2 separate regions of the Homo sapiens genome follow, and region 1 is linked to region 2. A link is an interaction called in ENCODE POLR2A ChIA-PET data of the cell type or tissue named here. Cell type or tissue: A673. All regions are shown on one strand.

Region 1 (4,000 bases), 840 kb after region 2:
GGTTGCAGTGAGCTGAGATCGTGCCACTGCACTCCAGCCTGGGTGACAGACTGAGACAGTCTCAAAAAAAAAAAAAGAAAATAATGGATTTGCAGAGACTTGCTATTTAGATTTCAGACATCTGTTAACTAAAACACATGTGTAGGCTTTTGTTACTTATTTCAGTAATCTGTAAATATCTTTATATTTGAGAAAATTTGTGAGACATCTTTGTGTAAATTATAACTTGAAGAACCTCTCTTACAAGCAGGCATATTGGTAAGTAGCTGCGAGGATATAACTTATAACCAGATTGAAGTGTATAATTATAATATGTTATTATTCTGGGGTTCTATAAAAAATAAAATCTTTGAATCTATGATTTTTTGTCATTAGGGTATACTTTGGGACATGTGGCGCCATAGAATATCAACACTATTTACTACATGTTGACCATGTTAAATACATTTAACACATCTCTTTTTTCAACAGCCCTACAAGGTACATGTTACTTGCCCAAAGTCACAGTCACACGAGAACTTGTGTGGTGCTGAATGAATCTGGCTCCAAAAGTACTGTTTGGTTTAGGAGCTTTCATGTATAGTGCCCTCAAGTCTTGTAAATTTCTGCTTCTTCAATCATCAACCTCGTTCAATCTAACATCTTGAAGGAACTACTCAAATGTCTTACTTACAGATTCTTACAACTATTTCAAATGCCAAATACCTTGTTTCAGATGGTCAACATCTTGGCTACTCTTGCTGTAGTGTGCAGTGGGTTCTGTTTGTCCTAACAGAACAAAACATAGTCTTTTAGATTTTTAAAAAATATTCCTCTGGAAAGCCTTAATGAATGCCACATTCTAATCCCTAGTCTTGCCCCATGATATGATTTATCACTTTTTATTAAAATTCCTCAATGCTTGCCCTGTTGTGTCTTGAAGAAACTGTGGGCCAGAATAAGAATTTCAAGACATTTTTAAAATTTTTATTTGAGACAGAATCTCGCTCTACTGGTGGCACAGGCCTCTACTCCCAGTTACTTGGGAGGCTGAGGCAGGAGAATTATTTGAACCTGGGAGGTGGAGGTTGCAATGAGCCAAGATTGCACCATTGCACTCCAGCCTGGTCAATAAGAGTGAAACTCCGTCTCAAAAAAAAGAATTAAATGAGATCAGGAAAACAAGACATGAACAATATGAAGTTCAACAAACAGAAATCATTAAAAAGAACCAAATTCTGGAGCTAGAGAACACAATGACTAAATTGGAAAATTCCACAGACGTTTCAACAACAGACTCAAAAAAAGAATCAATGAACTTGAGACAGATCACTTGAAATTAGTCAGAGGAAAAAAAAATGAAAAAGTGAAGCCTATGGGACACCATCAGGTGAACCCATATACGCACTTTGGGTATTTCAGAAAGAGCAGAATAAAGGGCAGAAAGTTTACTTAAAGGAAACTTCCCCAATCTAGAGAGACAAATGAATATCCAGATCCAAGAACCCCAAATATATTAAAGATATCTTGACCAGGACACATTATAATTAAACTCTCAAAAGACAGAGTTTTGAAATTCATATATAACCTTTTCAAAAACTCCTTTGTAAGACCTGACCCCATCCTCTTGCCACTGCTAGAAGAGCAGCTACTGGTTAAGTTTTCTGTTTTTAAGTAGCCTTAAAAAATGACCTGGTTCCAGGGCATTAAAACTGTCCCAGTAGATTTCTGAGGTGTCAACTCTGCTGCAGACAGCATAACATTCAAAGGCTCTGCATTTGTCTCTAGCTGCAAGATCATAGGCAATCTTCTTTTTAAAAGCTATTTATTTATTATAAAATAGAAATGGGGTCTCACTGTGTTGATCAGGCTGGTCTCGAACTGCCCTCAAGTAATCCTCCCACCTCGGCCTCCCAAAGTGCTATGATTACAGGTGTGAGCCACTGTGCCTGGACTTTTTAATTTTATTATTTATTTCTGTAGACCTCCTCTGTGGACAAGCTTCTTGATATCTTATGTGAAATAGGAATAATGGTACGTTGGCCAGGCACAGTGGCTCACACCTGTAATCCCAGCACTTTGGGAGGCTGAGGCGGGCAAATCGCTTGAGGTCAGGAGTACAAGACCAGCCTAGCCAACTTGGTGAAATCCCATCTTTACTAAAAATACAAAAATTAGCCAAGCTGGTGGCACGGGCCTGTAATCCCAGTTACTTGGGAGGCTGAGGCAGGAGAATTGCTTGAACCTGGGAGGCGGAGGTTGCAGTGAGCCAAGATCATGCCACTATACTCCAGCCCGGGCAAGAGAGCCAGACTCCGTCTCAAAAAAAAAAAAAAGGAATAATGGTAATTAAAATGTGTTATCAACTGCTTAGTAGAGCATGTAAATAGTGGTCTATTCTGCTAGACTCCTGAGCTCCATGAGAGCAGAGACCTTTTATTTTGTTTTATTTTGTTTACTATTATGTACTGGCAAGTGCCTAGTATACAATAGTAATAAATAGTCTCTCAAATATTAGTTGGCTGCTGAATATCAAATGGTTGACCTCAAAGGTGTGAATTCCATAATTCCATTTTGTCGTCTTTTAGGACTTTTACCTTTGTCAAGCTTAATTTTCTCATCAAAAGAAATTTCAAGAAAAATGTCATTGATGACAGGACTCCTCATATTCACATAATATATTTTAATGGATTTTGTGGTGTCAAAGTATATGTCCCCAATCTTTTCTTGCTTTTTCCTCTACTCAAAATTGGAAAAGGTCCTCATTATAATCTCAAATCCATACTCTATTCTGGCATTGAAAGTTTCATTACAGGGCTGGGAGAGGAGGCTCACGCCTGTAATCCTACCACTTTGGGAGGCCAAGGCGGGTGGATCACCTGAGGTCAGGAGTTCGAGACCAGCCTGGCCAATGTGGCGAAACCCCATCTCTACTAAAAGTACAAAAATTAGCTGGACATGTTGGCGCGCACCTGTAATCCCAGCTACTCAGAAGGCTGAGGCAGGAGAATCGCCTGAACCCGGTGGGCGGAGGTTGCCGTGAGCCAAGATTGCGCCATTGCACACTAGCCTGGGCAACGAGCAAAACTCCGTCTCTAAAAAAAAAAAAGTTTCATCATTAAGCTGTACCAAACTTGTCACTTAGACCTTTCAAAGTCTCACCAGCAATTCTTGCTTTGAAAGGCCCCATTCTTTACCATTCCTGATGCACACCCACTCCCACACCCAAATGTGAATACAGCTTTTTACCCATGCCTGCTCACAAACAGGCCCACTTTGAGGTCAAACTCCTTGTCAATCTCCATCAAACCAAGATCCTAAGGGCTGGAAGTTTGTCTTTTCCATCATTGTAGAATGTCCTTCATGAAATAGGCATTTGATGAATGAAATCTTGCATTAATTTTGGTGGCCGGGCATGGTGGCTCACACCTCTAATCCCAGTACTTTGGGAGGCCAAGGCAGCCAGATCACATAAGCCCAGGAGTTCGACACCAGCCTAGGCAACATAATGAAACCCCGTCTCTACAAAAAATACCAAAAAAAAATTAGCTGGGTTTGGCGGCGCGCTTCTGTAGTCCCAGGTACTCGGAGGCTGAGGTGAAGGAACACTTGAGCCCAGGAAATCAAGGCTACAGTGAGCCAAGATGGCACTAGTGCACTCCAGCCTGGGAAACACGAGACCCTGTCTCAAAAAACAAACAAACCAACAAACAAAAACCAAACTTTTTTTCCTTTGTGTCTTTTTGCTGATAAGCCCCTAAGCACCTGTTATATTTCTTTTGAATCTCCCACATCATCACTAAGTTCCTCAATAAATAATTACTTCGTTGAAAAAGTTTGACTTTCTCTGCACGATCACCAGATGGCATTAGAACCTTATGCAAACATGGGTAGGTGTGTATCTGAACTGAGATTTGATAGGCAGTCATGTTTCTGTCTGCCAAAGGACCAGAGGCTGTTGTTTCATCTAATAGTTGAGAACAAGATCAGTTGGAATCAGACTTGCAGAGTAGAAAGCAGA
Region 2 (4,000 bases):
TTCAAATGATTCTCATGCCTCAGCCTCCCAAGTAGCTGGAATTACAGTCATGCGCCACCATGCCCAGCTAATTTTTGTATTTTTAGTAGAGACTGGGTTTCACCATGTTGGCCAGGCTGGTCTCGAACTCCTGACCTCAAGTGATCTGCCCGCCTCGGCCTCCCAAAGTGCTGGGATTACAGGCGTGAGACACCGCGCCCAGCCATGTCTCTATTTAAAAAATAATAATAATAAATAAAAACCAGAGGCCTAAGAAGGGCCAGGGGCCCCAACCCCAAGGACTGTCTTTTCCCTCAGAATCTTACCCCAAGTCTTGAGTGGACCTTCTGGTATCCAACAGAAAGTGCTAGGTGTAGGCTCTGGGGGACAAAGATCCCAGTGAGGCCCCCAGGGGACAGAGGATAGGATATGGAGCTGTGGGGCAGGCCTCGGGGACTGTGCCTAGAAAGACCAAAGGGGGTTGAGCCAGAGAGGTTGAGCGAAGAAGCAGAGATGGGGAAGACAGGACAAGGGCTTGTGAAGAAACCAGCCCTGGGGACAGAGAGGGAACCAAGGGCTGAGACAAAGAGGCACAGCCTGTGTGGCACCAGGAAAGGCAGAGGTCCAGCCCTGACTACTGGGCTAGGTTGGAGGAAAGGAGGAGAAGGGAGCTGCAGGGCATGGGGTCCGAGCCCTGGGACGCAGAGCCAGAGCTCCAGGGGCCAAGAAGCACAACTGACTGGGGATGAGCCCCCGGGAAGCCGGAACCCAGGGGGAGGGAAAGGCTGGCAGAGGAGCAGAGGCAGGTACGGAGGAGAGACTAAGGAAAAGAGCCGTAAGGGAGGAAAAAGGGGATCAGAGAAATAGCTCAGCCTGTGGAAGGAAAATGAACGAAGCAGACCATGGGGTGGGTAGGGGGTATGAGTAGGACCCAGACCCAGGCTCTGGACCCCAAGTTTGGCAAAGCGCCCCTACACTAGGCTTTCCTCCTCCTTCCCTGGCATCACAGGGCATGTGCACCTTCCACACTTGAGCCAAGCTAGCCAAGAGCCCCCTGAAGTGAGGTCACAGTGGGGGATGTGAGGTGTCCCTTTTGTCTTTCCTTGGAATCCTCCAGTCAACCAGCCCTCTGAGGGGCATCACCTTCACCATCAGCCTCTCAGCAATTTTGGCTCATTTTTCCATCGGAAAGGAGAGGAAGCTACCACAGTAAAATTTAGGGGAGGGATTCATTCTAGAAAAGTCCCCAGAGAGTAAGATGCTGCAGTCCCACGCTAACAGCTACCATATGCCCAGGAAACCAGGTTAGGCGCTCTTTAACCTAAATCTCATTTGCTGCATACCACACACACACAAACACACACACTGGCTCACACTCAGGAGGAGCATGCTCACATCTACAGTGACTGGTGGCTAGGCAGGTCACATCCAGATTCTGCATTGTCAAGCTCTCCGTGCACATCAGGGGTTCCCTGTGTCCACAGGAACATGCTCAGATTTCCAAGCTCATTGGTTTGTTGCTATGGAAACATTCAGGCTTCTAGAACTCTGGGCACAGGGCCTGCCCCCTGTGGTGCAGAGGAGAGAAGAGATGGAGGGTGACAAGAAGAACGGGTGGAAAGGCTCCTGGGAAAGAGGCTGGCTGGTGGCACACATCTGGGCCTAGGTGACCCCTTGCTGTCCCCTCATTCCCTGGGACAATCTCCCCTCTCCCCTTTCCCCTCTGCCTCCGTAGATCTCTCCAAGCCAGGGTAGTGGGAAAGAGATGTCAGAAATAGGTGGATGGCCAGAGCTATGTGGAGGGTGCTCGATCACTGCCTGGGTCCCCAGGAGCCTTTGAGAGGTATTAGCTTTGGGTAGGGACTGGGGCAGGCTAGCGCTGGGTCCCATGCCCAGGCCTCCTTGGGATCGCTGGGCAGCCCTCCAGGCCTGAGGTACCTGACTATAACAGCCTCAGGTCTCTAGCTTCTTCAGCTGGCCCCCCCTCCCTTTCTTGTGGGTGCCCTACACCCAGAGAACCTGCTTAAAATGGGATTTCCAGGCTGTGACGTCAGAGGAAAGCCAGCAGCTCCATCCAGCCTCTGCCAGCTCTCCCTTGATCGGCAGAGCTGAGCCCAGCTTTGCTTGGCCTGGAGGGAGGTAGGGCGGGCACAGAAGGGAGGGCCTTGGGGGCTCTGAGCCATGGTCCCCATATCTGTGGCATCCAGAATGACAGGGAGAGGCTGTTTGCAGGCCCAAAGCCCCTCCTGGCTTCCCCACTATCTTCAATTTCCGCCAGTGCACGATCACCCCCCTCCCACATCCCCCCAGTTTCTCCCTCTCTGAGCTGGGTCAGGTCCGTCGGGAGGAGGAGGGCATCTCCTGTCCTTACCGGACAGCGGCTTTTGTGTGTGTCCTGCCTGAAACGGTGCCATATCCAGGCTGGAGGCGGCGAGGCGTGGGAGGGATGCCTGCGAGGATGGAAAAGCCCACTAGGTGGCGCAGCTGCCTCCCTATGTGGGATTCCCCGGCCCCGCGGACAATCCTCTCCCGCGGCCAGTAGGCTCCAGGTTTGGTGAGCAGAGTGCCTCATCCTCCGCTCCCTGGAGTTGGAGGTTCATGAAGAAAGCATTCTTGTGGGTGAACAGGACAGCTGTGGGTTCTCCAGCAGTCTCCCCCTAAGCCCAGTCTGTGTGCACACCTACTGCCCCAGGAGATGGTCAGACCTAGAAGAAGCCCCCCACTTGCAGTGAGGTTCCAGCACCCAGCAAGCACCCTCCCCCGAACAGATAAATTGCCAAGCTCACCCTGGGATGATTTTTTTTTTTTTTTTTTTGAGACAGAGTCTCGGAGCTCTGTCGCCCAGGCTGGAGTGCAGTGGCGCGATCTTGGCTTACTACAACCTACGCCTCCTGAGTTCACGAGATTCTCCTGCCTCAGTCTCCCAAGTGGCTGGGATTACAGGCACAGGCCACCATGCCTGGCTACTTTTTGCTTTTTTTTTTTTTTTTTTTTTTTTAATATGGAGTCTCGCTCTGTCGCCCAGGCTGGAGTGCAGTGGCGCGATCTCGGCTCGCTGCAAGCTCCACCTCCTGGGCTCACGCCATTCTCCTGCCTCAGCCTCCGGAGTAGCTGGGACTACAGACACCCGCCACAACGCCCGGATAATTTTTTGTATTTTTAGTGAAGACGGGGTTTCACCGTGTTAGCCAGGATGGTCTCAATCTCTTGACCTCGTGATCCGCCCGCCTCGGCCTCCCAAAGTGCTGGAATTACAGGCGTGAGCCACCGCGCCCGGCCTTTTTTTCCTTTTTAATAGAGATGGGATTTTGCCATGTTGGCCAGGCTGGTCTCGAACTCCTGGCCTCAAGTGATCCGCCCACCTCCCAAAGTGCTGGGATTAAAGACGTGAGCCACCGCACTTGGCCCCAACCTGGGCTTCTGAAATGGCATCTAGAGAGGCTGCTGGAGCTGAATTCAGGATCAAGAGGGGAGAGGGACCCCTGAGGCAGCAAGGGATGGGGACTGGGGCGGGGAGGTAGGAAGGAGAAGTTGGGTCCAGAGGCAGGGAAGCTCATATAGCTGTGACATTCCCTGGATATGGTCTCCCTGATGGCCACAGTGGCAGTCCCAGGCCTGCTCCAGGTGCCCCCTGACCCTTCCTGTATTTTCATCTGGGGTACTATGGAGTTGAAAAAGACAAAGTCAGGCCAGGTGTGACATGGTGGCAGACACCTGTAATCCCAGCTACTCGGAGGCTGAGGCAGGAGAATCGCTTGAACCTGGGAGGGGGAGGTTGCAGTGAGCTGAGATTGCGCCATTACACTCCAGCCCAGGCGACGATGTGAGACTCCATCTCAAAAAAAAAAGAAAAGTAAAAAATAAAAGAAAAAGACAAAGTCCCTAGTCTCCACATCCTGGAATCCCATAGTATTCTTGCAGGGGCTGGGGGTGAGGCTCCTCAATGATCTACCTTTCCCTGACCTTTTTCCCAAGTTGACCCTACCAGCCCTGCATCCCCTATGAATTACCCTCTCCTTTT

Evidence for each region. ChIA-PET counts read pairs that join two places held together with the same protein. Peaks named below come from ENCODE experiments on the same cell type or tissue, not always from the same donor. Only the 100,000 strongest peaks of a DNase experiment are listed, where the experiment ranks them.
Region 1: POLR2A ChIA-PET joins it to region 2 with 8 read pairs; 10 of 35 experiments call an interaction of 5 or more read pairs at or near these places.

The regions. Positions count from the first base shown.
Region 1 is chr5:139,284,543-139,288,542 of GRCh38, forward strand. It overlaps SNHG4 (small nucleolar RNA host gene 4), which reads left to right. Exons shown (of 7, transcript NR_182757.1): 7 at 1-358. It overlaps LOC124901081 (a long non-coding RNA gene), which reads right to left. Exons shown (of 4, transcript XR_007058956.1): 2 at 706-768. It also overlaps a transcript of MATR3 not described here. Among named protein-coding and RNA genes, the nearest start is that of MATR3, 7.2 kb to the right of the region's middle. In A673, a CTCF peak has its summit at 3,856 (motif pointing right); no DNase peak of the experiment used is centred here; H3K27ac peaks cover 555 bases.
Region 2 is chr5:138,447,686-138,451,685 of GRCh38, forward strand. No RefSeq gene overlaps it. Among named protein-coding and RNA genes, the nearest start is that of REEP2, 11 kb to the left of the region's middle. RefSeq lists enhancers at 2,161-2,220, 2,291-2,380. In A673, a CTCF peak has its summit at 2,431 (motif pointing right); DNase peaks (open chromatin) are centred at 1,506, 2,026 and 2,486; H3K4me3 peaks cover 753 bases; H3K27ac peaks cover 2,131 bases.